Regions from separate parts of the Mus musculus genome. Here region 2 is linked to region 1. The links are chromatin loops, found by intact Hi-C in ENCODE. Cell type or tissue: left cerebral cortex. All regions are shown on one strand. Each heading gives the region's core, and the rest is flanking DNA. Links, peaks and the distances in the headings are about the cores only.

What was found. Peaks named below come from ENCODE experiments on the same cell type or tissue, not always from the same donor. Only the 100,000 strongest peaks of a DNase experiment are listed, where the experiment ranks them.
Region 2: a loop joins it to region 1, with 5 times the contacts of the local background. A loop is called at or near these places in 7 of 42 quality-filtered maps.

Annotation. Positions count from the first base shown.
Region 1 is chr1:177,816,808-177,825,934 of GRCm38, reverse strand. Catspere1 (cation channel sperm associated auxiliary subunit epsilon 1) reads right to left here. Exons shown (of 22, transcript NM_001368823.1): 2 at 6,188-6,236; 3 at 543-616. Among named protein-coding and RNA genes, the nearest start is that of Catspere1, 13 kb to the right of the region's middle. In left cerebral cortex, for the core only: no CTCF peak of the experiment used is centred there; no DNase peak of the experiment used is centred there.
Region 2 is chr1:178,010,529-178,019,655 of GRCm38, reverse strand. Catspere2 (cation channel sperm associated auxiliary subunit epsilon 2) reads right to left here. Exons shown (of 23, transcript NM_001368822.1): 3 at 4,455-4,528; 4 at 3,672-3,741; 5 at 1,915-1,979. Among named protein-coding and RNA genes, the nearest start is that of Gm25312, 13 kb to the left of the region's middle. In left cerebral cortex, for the core only: no CTCF peak of the experiment used is centred there; a DNase peak (open chromatin) is centred at 4,101.

The DNA.
Region 1 (9,127 bases), core at 306-8,305:
AGACGCCACGACCAAGACAACTCAGTATAAAAGAAAGCTTTTAGTTGGGGTATGCTCATAGTTTCAAAGGTTTAGTCTACTATCATGGTGAGCAACAGACAGGCACTGAATCAGTAGCTGAGAGCTGTGTATTCTGATCCATGAACAGCAGGCCAGGAGAGACACTTCTGCCAGGCATGAGTTTTGAAACTTGAAGGCCCACCCCAAGTGACACACCTCCTTCAGTAAGGACACACCTATTCCAACAAGGAATATCTTGAATACCTACTAATCCTTCCAACCAGTCAGCTGGGGACTCAACAGGCAAATGTAGAGCCTATTGGAGAGCAAGCAGGGTGGGGGTGGGGACTATTTTTATTCAAACCCCCCTGGGGCTTTTTCCTTCTGCTTTCCTTGAGCTAGCCTTTCTTTGCACATAGGTTTAGTGGAAGGAAATTTACTGAAGTCAGAACATCTACATTATGTGAATGAATGCCATTTTTATAATGTAGGAACAAATGGATGTATATATAAGACAAAACAACAGCAACAAACTTACTTACGTAGTGTTTTCAACTTTACAGCTTTCTGGTATTTTCCATGATACAAATGAGTTTCCTTCATACTCTAATTTAATCTAAGAAATGAGATGAAAGTTCATGTTAATAAAAACAACAAAACACTGTTCATCTCCATGTTAGGCTGTGGATTCAACTTTCTGGTTTCTATTGCCTTAAAAAAAAAACAACTAAACTTCAGTTCCTTGGATATCATGCATAGTTGACTGCTTCCCTCGAATCTGTTTGCCACAGAGAGGAGAGAGTCTGCAGGTCACACACTGAGGAAGTGTGCACCCAGGTAATTCTGATTAAACATGTCAGCAGGCAATAGTTGGGGAGAAGGGACACAGGCAGGGTTTTGGTCCTCTGCTTGGGGCCATGAGGAAGAGGAAGGAGAAGCAGAAAGCAGCCACCATGGAAGAAGATGAATAAGCAGGAGGGAGGAGAGCTGTGCCATAAAAACATGTCCATGTGGGTTGGCCAACTGCAGTTAAGAGCAGCCGAGATGGAACATAGAAATTTTTAAGTATTAACTCCACATTATGGGTAGTAAAGTAGATAATAACAACATGGAGGGTGGATAGTTGCTGCTGCCTAAGGCATATTTAAAAATAAAAGGCTGTGTGTGTCTTTCATCCAGGAACATAAAAGGTCAAAGGCAGGAAGAAACCCTGTTTTAGTCAGGATTTCTATTCCTGCACAAACATTATGACCAAGAAACAGGTTGGGGAGGAAAGGGTTTATTCAGCTTACACATTCCACATTGCTGTTCGTCACCAAAGGAAGTCAGGACTGGAACTGAAGTAGGCCAAGAAACAGGAGCTGATGTAAAGGCCATGGAGGGATGTTCTTTACTGGCTTGCTTCCCCTGGCTTGCTCAGCCTGCTCTCTTTTAGAACCCAAGACTACAAGCCCAGGGATGACACCACTCACAGTGGTCCCTCCCCCGATGATTACTAACTGAGAAAATGTCTTACAGTTGGATCTCATGGAGGCATTTGCTCAAGGATGGCTCCTTTCTCTGTGATAACTCCAGCTTGTGTCAATTGACACAAAACCAGTCGGTTCAAACCCCATGTTTTTTAAAACATTATTATTCCTACAATTCAGTAAAGAAGAACATCAAAGGAGAACTTGTTACACACCGGCAGTCTGTACATCTGAGGTTGGAGAGATGGCTCCTCCTGGGGTAGAGGCAGTGTTGATTCCCAGCACACACATCAGGCTCATAAGGACCTGGAACTTCATTCAGTTCCTGGAATCTTCCTTCCTCTTCTACCCTCCAGGAATACCAGCACACACTACAAACACTATCATGACTTATGGGTTACCCTTTTCTACCTTTATGGGTTACCTATTTCTAAAGCTACAGACACACACACTGAGGTGGTGAAAGGGAGAGAGAAATACAAAGAGAGATGGGGGTAGGGAAGAGGAAGAGAACGGGAATAGTAGTGCAACCCAGTGTGTCTGGGTCAAATATAGAACACCCAGACAAAAAGAATAAGCTATAGAAAAAGACTCCTAAAATTAACCAATATAAAATATATACATTTTACTCTCACATTTAGCAAAATTGACCACACTTATAAAAAAGTCTTAACAAAAATCAATGAAGTATTGCTAATACATACTTGTCTTTGTTAGGATTTCTACTGGTGTGATGAAACACCATGACCAAAAGGAAGTTGAGAAGGAAAGGGATTATTTAGCTCACACTTCCATATTGCTATTCATCACCAAAGGAAGTCAGGGCAGGAAGACAAACACAGAGGGAATCTGGAGGCAGGAACTGATGCAGAGGCCATGGAGGGGTGCTGCTTACTAGACTGCTTTACATGGCGTGCTCAGAGTGCCTTCTTATGGAACCAAGAACCACCATTCCAGGGATGGCACCCCCCACCATGGGCTTGGACCACCTCCATTGATCACCAAGTGAGAAAATGCTTTACAGCTGCATCTCCTGGAGGCATTTCCTCAACTGAGGCACCCTCCTACCTGATTACTATAGCTTATGTCAAGTTGATACAAAACTATCGAGTATACTACTATTCTTTTCAATATTAACAAAACAAAATGAAAGGTCCTCATAAACTTACATAGAAAAAACCTCTAGAGAATCTGTAATCTTAAAGCAAAAATAAATCAGAAAAGTGGATTTCTGAATGATTCTTAAAAGAAAACAATCAATGTAATTCTAATAATACTTGAAAAAATCAGTGATAGCATTTTATGTTATCAAATTTTACCATATATCACATAAGTAATGGCTAAAAGGATATTTATAACATTAGATGTTTGTAAAAGAAATATATTTGAAAACAAACCCAGTTGTCATTATAAGAATAAGAGAACATTCCCCCAGAAGAAGGGAGATTATTTTTGAAAAGACAAAGAGGAGTTTGTAGAAAGAAAATAGCATTTAGTTGTAGGAAAAAAATATAATGCTTATAAACCTCTGTTGTCCTGGCAAATCTTGGTCATGAACTTCATCATATCTAGAATCAAATATAACCTAAGGAGCTGGGTAGACAGGATGGGGTTTTCTTGATTGGATCAAGAAATGAATAAGAAAGCTATTACTTTTTACCTGTTAACTCTGATTCTTGGTGTTAAGTGAATCTATCCTGTTGCTAAGACATTCCTTTCCTGGTGTTAGACCGACTTCTTCAGGATTCCAATGTAGAGGGAAAACTTGAATGTCTCTAGGAATTCCCCAGGTCTCCAACACCAGAGTGTACTGCTGAGATACTGAGTGTCTTGTACTGAACAACTACTGTATTCTCGGTCTTTCCACCAGGAGCCAGCCAATGTTGGACTACCCAGACCACAGGCTGTAAGCCAGTCTGATAAATCTAATAAACTCTGAGTACATGTACTCCTATTGTGGTTTGAAAGCGAACTACACCCTCATTTGGCTCATGTGCTTGAACACTTGGATCTCAATGGTGGTGCCAACTGGAACGTCTATGGAAGACTGCAGTCAAGAAGTATTCCCCTAGTTCTGAGAAGGGATTGATTAGCTTCCATCCACAAATGGGACACTTCAACCCTCCAGGGATCGAGGACATTGAGGCCGAGGCCATGGTAACAGTGTGAGAGCCAGAGCTGGAACTGAAGCTGGAGGGGAGTCCCAGGACAGCACACTTTCTACAATGTAATTGTGGTGGGGATTATGGGAAAAACATGTGATAAACCTACACCGAGCTGGACATACAAACAAGTGCATGAAAAAACAAATCCACATGCTCTTGCAGCAGGATATTGATCACACTGCAGACCCTGAGATTGTGTACTGGAAAAATCTGGCTCTAGTTGTGGTGTGGCTCAGTCCTAGCACATGCCTTTAACCTAAGTGCTTTCTTTTTATTGTAAGAGGGAGTAAATAAAGTCAACCACAGGTCAAGAGACTGAGCAAGCAGCCAGTTGACAGAGAATGAACATAGGAAAACACCATAGAGAGTAAGAGGAAGATAGGAGAACAGATAGAGAGGCGCACAGGAAGTAGAAAAGAAGGACATTGAGTTTGAAGGGTTTCTGAGACAGTGTGGAGGAGAACTGGCTCTCTCCTTCTGGAATGTCGGTTGAGGAAGGTCAGCTGGGTGCTTGTTCTGCCTCTCTGAGATTTTCATTATAGCATTTGGAACCTGGGTCTTCAGGGTTCATTTGGTAACATCAAATGATTGGGATTTTGCTTAAAAACAACATTCAATATTGTGCCAATTGTATAAGATGTTACTACTGAAAGAAGCTAAATGAAGGATGCCATGTTTCTATGCAGGTTCTCTTAGGCTTACAATTATTTGTAAAGAAAAACAAATAAATCTATTAACTGTGGGAGAGAGACACAGAGACAGAGAATGCTAGTTGATTGGCAAAGTGCTTACTGTGCAAACATGAAGACCTAAATTTAATCCCCAAGAGTCATATAACAAGCTGGGTAGGGAACCAATCTGTGTAATCTCAGCACTGTGGCAACAGAGACCAAAGAATCCCTGATCCTTGCTGCCTAGCTATGTAGCCAATATGAGAACTCAAGTTTCAGTAAGGGACTCTGTCTCAAAGGAATGAAAGTGGGCTGGAGAGACACTTCAGGGTTCGAACACTTGCTGCTCTTGCAGAGGAATCATCCCTAACTTCAGTTTTACGGCATCCAACATCCTCTTCTCACTTCTAGAGGCAAACATGTATCCATGTAGAAAACATTCGCACAAACAAATTGTTAAAAAAAAAAAAAAAAAGGTGTAGCATGATTGCAGAAGACAACCAATGTTGATCTAGTAATAGATTGGTTAAAAAACATAGAAAATCTAATAATACCTATTTTTGTCAAAGATCTACACTAGGTGAGAGTATAAGCTTAATTGTCATTTTGAGAAGTGTCTTATAGAGTCTCTGTAATCCATTAACTCTGCTCTTGGCTATATAAAGAAAAAACAAAACAAACAAAAACAACAAAACCTCCACAAACAAAAAGCCTGCAGAGATCCATGGAGAAGAGCATTCCTCACAGAGTTGTTCGTGGTTGTAAGAAGCTATATGTCCATCAGCAGGGGGCACCTAAATACACTTGAATTAATACATTATCACTCTAAGTAGACAGCATTAAGAGAAATCAACTATGGGGCTAGAGAGATGGCTCAGCCATTAAGAGCCTTAGATGCTCTTGCAGAAGACCCAGGTTGGATCCTCTGCATCCTTATGACAGCTCACAATTAACTGCCTGTGACTCCAGCTTTCAGTCCCAAAGCCTTCTTCTGGCTTCCAAGGCTACTGCACAGGTGGTACACATAGTTATATGCAGATAAATACTCATATACTCATAAAGTTTTTTAAAAAGAGAGAAATGAAGGAGATATGGTGTTAAACATTTTTAAAAGTAATACAGAGACTGAGGTTTATCCCTGAGAAGAATTTATATCTGTTGTAAACTTATAATTGTTGAATGACAGTTACTATTTTCTTCTCAATAATTAGGCAATATAAACACATAAAATAGTCCCTTCTTTTGTTGTTGTTGTTCTACATTGTAGGGAACATAGAAAGCCCCTACTGATTGTGCACTGCAGAAATGGGCACAGTCATGACAAAAACCAGGGTATTTGAAGCGCAGGCAATTAGCAGAGCTTGTCTCCATACGAGTAAGGCTCATAGCTGGCAAAATGGTCTTCCTCTGGTCTATGTGAGTGTTCACAGGTAATTAATCACTGTGTGAAAAGCATGGCAACTAACTGCAGCTTCCTCCTCTCTTGTTTACAGCCTGAGGCTGCTGACCTACAGAGATCTCCTAACCAGACTAGAAACCCTTCTCCTGTGTTGTGCATAATGAACACGTCAGGTGCGAGGTTGGTACATTAGTAGATGTGACTCCATTTGAGTGTACAACCCACCCAACCCCTAGCTTCACCAAATGTGTTTGTCCTTTCTTCATTCCCTCACCTTACTGTGAATCAGAATTCCAGATCCACTCCACATGGGTGACACTATGTACATACTTAAGGGCATGTATCAGAGGGGGTAACAATAGAAGGGTAATAATGAGAGGAAAAAGAAGATGCAGGGTTAAGTATCTAGTAAACAGAGATAAAAAGCCAAGTATGACTAACTCTTAGGAAATACTAATCTTTTTAAAGATACTTGATACTTACAGAACTCCTGGTACTAAAAATGGAATAGTCTTGGCTATTTATGTAGTACCTGTAGAAAAAAAAAAGGCAGGATGTGAATATTAACAGCAGTTTCTCCTTGACATATGAGAGACTCTACACATGGTTAGGACATGCCCAGGCTTCCAAGAGCTCTGCCCTCCATGGGAAGTAAACCTAGAGCTTAAAAAAAAAAAAAAAAAAAAAAAAGTCAGAGATTGCTAGCCATTAGTCTGGCTGGTCAGGGCTTGCTGAGTTCAGCAGACATTAAAATGGCATGAGAAGTAAGTCCCCTTCCTTATTCATTTTGGTATTTGAAACAGAATCTCACTACGTGGCCCTGACGAGTCTGGCAATCATGACGTAGTCCAGGTTAGCCTCAAATTCCTGGTAAACCAACTGCCTCACCCCCGAGTGCTTGAATTTCAGACACCCACTTGCCATACTCGTTACATAAATTTGGTAGAACAAATGCCACTGGTTATATTACGCTTGACTCTTTCTTTCATGTAATGAACTCAGCTAGAATTTAAAAAACCAAAGACTGGAGTTTCAGAAACCATTAGTTTTCATCTTAGCACATGAAAAATATAACTCTTAAGTCCTTGTTTATGATCATTTTTATATTATTCATTACCAAGGATAACTTAATTTCAACATAACTCACCCATCTCGAGAGGAATTGTGGACAAGAAATATGACATAAGCCACTGTGTACATGTAATTCATTAAACGTTGTCAAGAAATCACAAAGAAGGATAAAATTCACTTTCATAATATATTCAACCCCAAATGTAATTGCTGTAAAATAATGATCAGCAAGGTATTTTTACATTCTTTTAAATAACTCCTTGAAATCTGATGTATCCATCTCAATTTGAAATGTATTTTTAAAAGCTCACAAGTAACACCTGTCAGTAATAAATCTCATGGCCTATGGCTTAGGCATGAAATAGGGGGAACATCCAGGGGGTAGAAAGAATTCTGGGATAGAGCAAGGTGAGATGAGGCAGAGTGGAAGATTTGCTTGGGAAAATGTGATGAGCTGAACACATGGCACCTGAGCACAGGTAACCAGACACATGGTAGAATGTAAATCAGAATAAATGGGTTAATCTAAGTTATGATCTAGTCAGAGAAGAGCCTAGCTATATGGACAAGGTATCAGTAAATATATTTTGAGTCTGAGTCTTAATTCTGGGAGCATGGGCCTGGGAGGTAGAACCAGACCTAACTTCTATATAAAACATCTTAATATTTTTCTGCCTTCCCATCTGTTTGATGATCTATTTCACATCTACCCTGCATATAAATTGCCATTGGAATATGTCCACTCCTAAACTTTTAAGTCAGACATGATAAGAAACTGGAGGCAAAGGCTAATGCTTTAGAAGAAGTAGTTTTAGCAGTGGGACAGGATAGAGCAAATATTAAGGTTAGGTTAGCTACCAAATGTCATGCTTCATTTCAATATTTTTGTGTCACGCCATTACCTTATAATGCAACCATTGATTGGGAAAAGACTAAGGCTCATTTGCAGGGAGTGTGAAAAGATTCAAATATTTCACATTATATGGAGCAATTGAAGGCAGAAATTTCAGATATTAGCAGAAGTCATTTGGGTACTTGGAACAATGATGAATTAGCCAGCGATTTAAAAAATAATCTTAGTGCATTGAATCCCTTGGATTGGGTTCAATATATAATCTTGCTTGTTATTATTATTGGCATTAGTTTATTAGTAATTGTTGTTTCCACTTATCTTCAGCGTTCTTCTGAGATTCCCTAGCCACGAAGAGGTGGGATGTTCTGGAACTTTGTCTAAAAATAAAAAGGGAGGAAATGCCACACCCACTCCAGTGGAATCTCTGTGACAAGTCCAAAATCTTGGCCGCAGTGCGGAGGCAAAAAGTTTCACGGAAACTGGTCACCTGGAAGATCTTTGGCATTCCCTAACACAGATGTGTTTCAGATTTGTCTCTGAGAGTTTTGCGTGCTTACCTTCAGTATTGTTTTATTATAGGTTCCCCTAAGGAATGATCTGACAAATAACTAAGTTAAATTGAACATTGCTTGCTGGCATCCACCAGTATCCTAGTCAGTGTTGAGATGACCCTGGGCTTGGAATTTCTTAAGGATGTTACTCTTTCAGACGAAATGCCTCCAGAGTTGATAGTGAAAGAAATGAGGCATTGCAGTTTGCTGGGTAGGAGCTAGAAATCTCAAGGCTAGTTCAACATAGTAAACTTAGAATTCTCATTACAGACATGAATGGCAGCCTACATTACATAATAGTAGAAAGAAGGTGGGTTGTGGTTTAAGGAGGAACTAGAGTATTGTATTATTCATGAAAAGGTTGGCAGAATGGAACTTCCCTGGGCATGTTTTTCACTAGGTCCAGAGGAATAGCATAATTAGGTATTTCCTAAGGGAACCCTGTTGGTATGTTAAACAATACAATAGAATTGCACCTGGGTTTATTAGCCCTTTCACCTGTCTCCTGAGAATAGCTAGCTGACTTTAGATAAGGCTGATCTTATCTCAGTTGTAAACACTGCCTGGTTCCTTCTCGATTTTATGTATGCATTTTATCTGTTTTGTGTAAAGAGCCATTATGCATCTCGATGTACTTTGGCTGATGTATTGCCTAACTTCTTTGTTTTTCTTCTGTATTATAAGTCTGATGCTTGCTTTTGAGAAATTACATTCAGATACAGCACTCCCTTGTGTCTGTGTCTGTTTGTCATTTGCCAACTCCTTGACCACTTGGGTACCAGGAACCTGAATTCTCCTGAGGGTTGAGGGACTGAATGAGTCCAGTTCGTGGCAGTGAAGTTGCTGCAGGATCATCTTTTGCACTCTGCATTCAGATGCTCATTTCTGAACCCTGAGATCTGGTTGCAGTGACAACAGGGGCATGGCCATGATTATTAAAGAATCTCC
Region 2 (9,127 bases), core at 647-8,646, 190 kb before region 1:
ATCAAAACAACCCAGAGATTCCACCTCACACCAGTCAGAATGGCTATGATCAAAAATTCAGATGACAGCAGATGCTGGCGAGGATGTGGAGAAAAAGGAACACTCCTCCATTGCTGGTGGGATTGCAAGCTTGTACAACCACTCTGGAAATCAGTCTGGCGGTTCCTCAGAGAACTGGACATAGTACTACCACTAGATCCAGCAATACCCCTCCTGGGCATATACCCAGAAGATGTTCCAACTGGTAATAAAGACACATACTCCACTATGTTCATAGCAGCCCTATTTATAATAGCCAGAAGCTGGAAAGAACCCAGATGGCCCTCAACAGAGGAATGGATACAGAAAATGTGGTACATTTACATGATGGAATACTACTCAGCTATTAAAAACAATGAGTTTGTGAAATTCTTGGGCAAATGGATGTATCTGGAGAATATCATCCTGAGTGAGGTAACCCAATCACAAAAGAAGTCACTTGATATGCACTCATTGATAAGTGGATATTAGCCCAGAAACTTAGAATACCCAAGATACAACTTCCAAAACACAAGAAAATCAAGAAGGAAGACCAACATGTGGATACTTCATTCCTCCCTAGAATAGGGAATAAAATATCCATGGAAGAAGTTGTAGAAGTTTGAGCTAAGACAAAGGGATGGACCATCCAGAGACTGCCCCACCCAGGGGTCCATCCCATAATCAGCCACCAAATGCAGACACTATTGCATACACCAGCAAGATTTTGCTGATATAGCTGTCTCCTGTGAGGCTTTGCCAGTGCCTGAAAAATTCAGAAGTGGATGCTCGCAGCCATCTATAGAATGGAACACAGGTCCCCCAATATAGGAGCTAGAGAAAGTACCTAAGAGCTCAAGGGGTCTGCAACCCTATAGGTGGAACAACAATATGAACTAACCAGTACTCCCAGAGCTCGTGTCTATAGCTGCATATGTAGCAGAAGATGGCCTAGTCGGCCATCACTGGGAAGAGAGGCCCCGTGGTCTAGCAAACTTTATATGCCCCAGGACAGGGAAACTCCAGGGCCAAGAAGTAGGAGTGAGTGTGTAGGGGAGCTGTGCAGGGAGAGGGTATAGGGAACTTTTGGAATAGCATTTGAAATGTAAATGAAGAAAATATCTAATAAAAAATGTGGGAAAAAAATAGATGATAGCCATGGTCTGAAAGGTCAAGTCTAGTGTTGTCTTCCAGCACCTTTGCAGTTTGGATCTCATATTCAACCCACCCAATCATACCATCCTTATCTATTAAATAAGAATAATGGTTCTTACATGCCTATCATCATTATGAAGACTGAGAGAAAGAATATGTGTATAAAGCTGAAGCTGGACATCACTGGACACTTCATGGTCACATCCCTCTAGAAGGAGATGCAAAAGGATAATCACAGGATGGAGACCATCCTGGTCTATAAGCTAAGTTCAGGCTAGCCTGAGGTTTACAGGGAGATCCTGTATAAAAACAGACTGAGGGGGCTGGAGAGATGGCTCAGTGGTTAAGAGCACTGGCTGCTCTCTCAAACAACCCGAGCTCAATTCCAGCACCCACACGGCAGCTCATACCTGTCAGATACTCCAGTTCCAGGAGTGCTCCCTCACACAGACATATATGCAAGCAAAGTACCAAGGAACATAAAACTAAAAATAGAAAAAGAAAAACGAGAAAAAAACAGACAGATATGAACCTTCAGTGAGTCCTCAAATTGTAGTTGATATTTTTAAAACTTCTAACTCAACACAACTTTGACAATACATTCGAGAATATCTTGGTTGGTGAATAGATGTATGTACGCAAACCATGATGTAGATCATGCAGCTTTGTGATTGATTTTCTTTTAAGCAAGAGCTAAATACTCTGAAAACCTTAATTATATTTATATTATGTTCCACTTACACAACTGTGAAATACCACAAGTAGCAAATATAAGAATTATCCACAGTCAGATGCCGTTCCACTTCCTGGATGGAAGAGAAAATACAAATGAAAAATTATGTAATATTTGAAATAGATTCAGATATCGGCATGAGCCTAAATGTCACAGAGGGCTGTTTCTTACCTAAGAATAAAGCGAACTAGATTTCAGACTAGAATTAATACCACACCTACAGAAGGTTCTTGAGGTTTTTGTCTTTTACTGTTTACTGTAATGCTAAGTGCTGGCCTCCAAAATATGGTGTCTGCAAGTAGCCTCTGGGACCCTGCCCCCAAGTTAATCCTGATTGGTGAATAAATATACTGGCAGCCAGTAGCTGGGCACAAGAGAGATAGGTGGGATCTAGATTCCTGGGCTTGAGAACCATGAGGGAGAGGGAGGGAGAAGGAGAGGGAGAGGGAGAGGGAGAGGGGGGAGGGGCAGGGGGAGAGGGGGGAGGGGCAGGGGGAGAGGGAGAGGGGGGAGGGGCAGGGGGAGAGGGAGAGGTGACACACAGAAATAATGAGCAACAGCTTGGGGTTATCAACAGGCGAATACATTCTAACAGCATGAAGGGTAGGCAGTTGCCCAGCTAGTGTGCTTCCTAAGGCATGTTAAAAAACAGAAATATCAAGAATGTGTGTATACTTTCATCTGGGAACAGAAATGTTCAAATGCGAGAAGATACCCCACGTCAGGATTTATTAACAGATTTTTACTGCAGCAGTTGTTTAACTCCTCAGCTCCTCTGTATGTACTAAACTAAGTGGCAAGTCAGGCAACTTGCCCTCCTCACTGCCTCTATCATGTCTTTCTCTCTTTTTCACACTCAACTCTTATCACTCATCTGGCTCAGCAGTTCTCAAGGGCCCAGGGGACGGAGAATGTTGACAATGTGTGGAGATGCTTTAGGTAGTCACAAGTCTCTGTCTGTTTCACACACCAGCAGACTCATTGTCACTTTCTTTTCTTTTTCTTTGGTTTTTCAAGACAGGGTTTCTCTGTATAGCCCCGGCTGTCCTGGAACTCACTTTGTAGGCTGGCCTCGAACTCAGAAATCCACCTGCCTCTGCCTCCCGAGTACTGGGATTAAAGGCGTGCACCACCATGCCCAGCAAAAATCATCTGCGTTCATGTGTTTTCTTGAATTAAAGGAAAATAAGTGGAGGAAAGTCTAAGTATGGAGTTTGCCTTTGGTTTCCCATTGCCATCACCATGTGTAACTGAGACTTACTCATCCAAGTGTACCATTAACAGACTCTAGCAGACTAGAGAATGAAGAAGCTAAGTAGTAAGGATTTGGGTGCTAGCTAAATGATGCAACATTTCCAAGCATGTGCATGGCCTGGTATCTAACCCTCAGCAAAACGAATGAGTGAGTGAAGGAGGAAGGGAGGGAGAGAGGGAGGGAGGGAGGGAGGGAGGGAGGGAGGGAGGGAGGGAGGGAAGCAAACAATTAAAAATGGAAACTGAAGTAAAAATCAGATATCATTTCACAATTTATATTGATATGAAAAATAGTGACAGACAGGCAGAAACTTTCAAATAGGTCTTCTTTTTATTTCCGACTAAAATTGTTTAAAGCAATTTATGACAGGAGAGCTGAAGGAGAATGCTACTGTGGTCTCTTTTCTCTTTTTCCTTTCAATATGTAAGCCTTTTGTTATCCCAAAAGAGCCCAAACTGTACTTGTGATGGCTTTTCAAGATTCAATGAAATATCACTGAAATCAACTTACTTGGTTTCTGGCAATTGGCTCTATCGTGTGAATTCCAGCCCTTTTGCAGTGTAGTGTTGTCTTGGGTGATCTAGTGTTCAGAAATGGCAAAGAAGAGGAAGAAGTTACAAATGTATATGAGGGTGATTAAAAATCCACCCACAACTTTTAAGCTTAGGCAATTCAACTGAGTGCTAGAAAGAGAAAACAAGAAAAAAAAAAACCCTCTAATATAGCAACTGTCTAAGATGCTGTTCCATTGATGTGAAGAGATGCCCGGACCAAAGACAATTCAGTATAAAAGAAAGCTTTTAGTTGGGGTATGCTCATAGTTTCAAAGGCTTAGTCTACTATCACGGTGAGCAACAGACAGGCACTGAATCAGTAGCTGAGAGCTGTGTATTCTGATCCATGAACAGCAGGCCAGGAGAGACACTTCTGCCAGGCATGAGCTTTTGAAACTTGAAGGCCCACCCCAAGTGACACACCTCCTTCAGTAAGGACACACCTATTCCAACAAGGAATATCTTGAATACCTCCTAATCCTTCCAACCAGTCAGCTGGGGACTCAACAGGCAAATGTAGAGCCTATTGGAGAGCAGTGTGGGGGTGGGGACTATTTTTATTCAAACCTCCCTAGGGCTTTTTCCTTCTGCTTTCCTTAAGCTAGCCTTTCTTTGCACATAGGTTTAGTGGAAGGAAATTTACTGAAGTCAGAACATTATGTGAATGAATGTCATTTTTGTAATGTAGGAACAAATGGACGTATATATAAGACAAAACAACAGCAACAAACATACTTACGTATTGTTTTCAACTTTACAGCTTTCTGGTATTTTCCATGACACAAATGAGTTTCCTTCATACTCTAATTTAATCTAAGAAATGAGACAGAAGTTCATGTTAATAAAAACAACAAAACACTGTTCATCTCCGTGTTAGGTTGTGGATTCAACTTTCTGGTTTCTATTGTTTTAAAAAAAACAACTAAACTTCAGTTCCTTTGATATCATGCATAGTTGACTGCTTCCCTCGAATCTGTTAGCCACAGAGAGTAGAGAGTCTGCAGGTAACACACTGAGGAACTGTGCACCCAGTTAATTCTGACTGATAAGTAAACAAGTCAGCAGGCAGTAACCGGGGAGAAGGGACACAGGCAGGGTTTTGGTCCTCTGCTAGGGCCATGAGGAAGAGGAAGGAGATGCAGAAAGCAGCCACCATGGAAGAAGACGAATAAGCAAGAGGGAGGAGAGCTGTGCCATAAAAACATGTCCATGTGGGCTGGCCAACTGCAGTTAAGAGCAGCCAAGATGGAACACGGAAATTTTAAAGTATTAACTCCACATTATGAGTAGTAAAGTAGATTATAACAACGTGGAGGGTGGATAGTTGCTGCTGCCTAAGGCATATTTAAAAATAAAAGGCTGTGTGTGTCTTTCATCCAGGAACATAAAAGGTCAAAGGCAGGAAGAAACCCTGTTTTAGATGGAGTTTCTATTCCTGCACAAACATTATGACCAAGAAACAGGTTGGGGAGGAAAGGGTTTATTCAGCTTACACTTTCCACATTGCTGTTCATCACCAAAGGAAGTCAGGACTGGAAATCAAGCAGGACAGGAAGCAGGAGCTGATGCAAAGGCCATGGAGGGATGTTCTTTACTGGCTTGCTTCCCCTGGCTTGCTCAGCCTGCTCTCTTATAGAACACAAGACTACCAGCCCAGAGATGACACCACTCACAGTGGTCCCTCCCCCCATGATTACTAACTGAGAAAATGTCTTACAGCTGGATCTCATGGAGGCATTTGCTCAAGGATGGCTCCTTTCTCTGTGCTAACTCCAGCTTGTGTCAAGTTGACATAAAACCAGTCGGTTCAAACCCCGTGTTGTGATTTTTAAAATATTATTATTCCTACAATTCAGTGAAGAAGAATATCAAAGGAGAATTCGTGACACATCGGCAGTCAGTACATCTGAGGTTGGAGAGATGGCTCCTCCTCGGGTGGGGTCAGTGTTGATTCCCAGAACACACATCAGGCTCATAAGGACCTGGAACTTCATTCAGTCCTGGAATCTTCCTTCCTCTTCTACCCTCCAGGAATACCAGCACACATCACAAACACTATCATGACTTTTGGGTTACCCTTTTCTACCTTTATGGGTTACCTATTTCTAAAGCTACACACACACACACACACACACACACACACACACTGTGGGGGTGAGAGGGAGACAGAGACAAAGAAAGAGGGGGATGGGGAAGAGGGAGAGAACAGAAATAGTAGTGCAACTCAGTGTGTCTGGGTCAAATATAGAACACCCAGACAAAAAGAATAAGCTATAGAAAGAGACTCCTGACATTAACCAATATAAAATATATACATTTTACTCTCACATTAACAAAATTGACCACACTTATAAAAAAGGCTTAACCAACCTCAATGAAGTATTGCTAATACATACTTGTCTTTGTTAGAATTTCTACTGATGTGATGAAACACCATGACCAAAAGAAAGTTGAGGAGGAAAGGGATTATTCAGCTCACACTTCCATATTGCTATTCATCACCAAAGGAAGTCAGGGCAGGAAGACAAACACAGAGGGAATCTGGAGGCAGGAACTGATGCAGAGGCCATGGAGGGGTGCTGCTTATTAGACTGCTTTACATGGTGTGCTCAAAGTGCCTTCTTATGGAACCAAGAACCACCATTCCAGGGATGGCACCCCCCACCATGGGCTTGGACCACCTCCATTGATCACCAAGTGAGAAAATGCTTTACAGCTGCATCTCCTGGAGGCATTTCCTCAACCGAGGCTCCCTCCTACCTGATTACTATAGCTTATGTCAAATTGATACAAAACTAGCAAGTATACTACTATTCTTTTCAATATTAGCAAAACAAAATGAAAAGTCCTCATAAACTTACATAGAAAAAACTCTAGAGAGTCTGTAATCTTAAAGCAAAAGTAAATCAGACAAAGTGGATTTCTGAATGATTCTTGGAAGAAAACAATCAATGTTAAGTCTAATAATACTTGAAAAAAATCAGTGGTAGCATTTTATGTTAAAATTTTACCATATGTCACATAAGTAATGGCTAAAAGGATATTAATAACATCAGATGTGTATAAAAGAAATATATTTGAAAACAAACCCAGTTGTCATTATAAGAATAAGAGAACATCTCCCTGAAGAAGGGAGACCTTTTTGAAAAGACAAAGAGGAGTTTGTAGAAAGAAAATAACATTTAGTTGTAGGAAAAAATATAATGTTTATAAACCTCTGTTGTCCGGGCGAATCTTGGTCATGAGCTTCATCATATCTAGAATCAAATATAACCTAAGGAGCTGGGCAGACAGGATGGGGTTTTCTTGATTGGATCAAGAAATGAATAAGAAAGCTATTACTTTTTACCTGTTAACTCTGATTCTTGGTGTTAAGTGAATCTATCCTGTTGCTAAGACATTCCTTTCCTGGTGTTAGACCTACTTCTTCAGGATTCCAATGTAGAGGGAAAACTTGAATGTCTCTAGGAATTCCCCAGGTCTCCAACACCAGAGTGTACTGCTGAGATACTAAGTGTCTTGTACTGAACAACTACTGTATTCTCGGTCTTTCCACCAGGAGCCAGCCAATGTTGGACTACCCAGACCACAGGCTGTAAGCCAGTCTGATAAATCTAATAAACTCTGAGTACATGTACTCCTATTGTGGTTTGAAAGTGAACTACACCCTCATTTGGCTCATGTGCTTGAACACTTGGATCTCAATGGTGGTGCCAACTGGAATGTCTATGGAGGACTGCAGTCAAGAAGTATTCCCCTAGTTCTGAGAAGGGATTGATTAGCTTCCATCCCCAAATGGGACACTTCAACCCTCCAGGGATCGAGGATATTGAGGCCGAAGCTGAGGCCATGGTAACAGTGTGAGAGCCAGAGCTGGAACTGAAGCTGGAGGGGAGACCCAGGACAGCACAGTTTCTACAATGTAATTGTGGTGGGGATTATGGGAAAAACATGTGATAAACCTGCACAAAGCTGGACATACAAACAAGTGCATGAGGAAACAAATCCACATGCTCTTGCAGCAGGATATTGATCACACTGCAGACCCTGAGATTGTGTACTGGAAAAATCTGGCTCTATTTGTGGTGTGGCTTATTCCTAGTGCACACCTTTAACCTAAGTGCTTTCTCTTTACTGTAAGAGGGAGTAAATAAAGTCAACCACAGGTCAAGAGACTGAGCAAGCAGCCAGTTGACAGAGAATGAACATAGGAAAACACCATAGAGAGTAAGAGGAAGATAGGAGAACAGATAGGCTCACAGGAAGTACAAAGGGAGGACATTGAGTTTGAAGGGTTTCTGAGACAATGTGGAGGAGAGCTGGCTCTTTCTTTCTGGAATGTCGGTTGAGGAAGGTCAGCTGGGTGCTTGTTCTGCATCTCTGAGATTTTTCATTATAGCATCTGGAACCTGGGTCTTCAGGGTTCATTTGGTAACATCAAATGATTGGGATTTTGCTTAAAAACAACATTCAATATTGTGCCAATTGTATAAGATGTTACTACTGAAAGAAGCTAAATGAAGGATGCCATGTTTCTATGCAGGTTCTCTTAGGCTTACAATTATTTGTAAAGAAAAACAAACAAACCTAGTAACTGTGGGAGAGAGACACAGAGACAGAGAGAGAGAGAGACAGAGACAGAGACAGAGAACGCTAGTTGATTGGCAAAGTGCTTACTGTGCAAACATGAAGACCTAAATTCAATCCCCAAGACTCATATAACAAGCTGGGTAGGGAATAACCTGTGTAATCGCAGCACTGTGGCAACAGAGACCAAAGAATCCCTGGTCCTTGCTGCCTAGCTATCTAGCCAATCAGAGAACTCAAGTTTCAGTGAGGAACTCTGTCTCAAAGGAATGAAAGTGGGCTGGAGAGACACTTCAGGGTTCGAACACTTGCTGCTCTTGCAGAGGAATCACCCCTATCTTCAGTTCTACGGCATCCAACATCCTCTTCTCACTTCTAGAAGCAAACATGTATCCATGCAGAAAACATTCGCACAAACAAACTGTTTAAAAAAAAAAATAAGGGGGTTCCGGGACTCAGCAGAACTTAGGAAATTAGTCTGAACAGGTTAGAGGGTGCGCCAGAGAACCGGACAGCTTCTGGGACGGGCAGAAGCACAGAGCCGCTGAGGCAGCACCCTTGGCGGGCCGCAGACAGCCGGCCACCATCCGGACCAGAGGACAGGTGTCCGCCTGGCTTGGGAGGCAGCCTCAGCCTCAGCAGCAGCGGTCGCCATCTGGGTTCCGGGACTCCGCGGGACCTAGGAAATTAGTCTGAACAGGTTAGAGGGTGCGCCAGAGAACCAGACAGCTTCTGGGACGGGCAGAAGCACAGAGCCGCTGAGGCAGCACCCTTGGCGGGCCGCAGACAGCCGGCCACCGTCCGGACCAGAGGACAGGTGTCCGC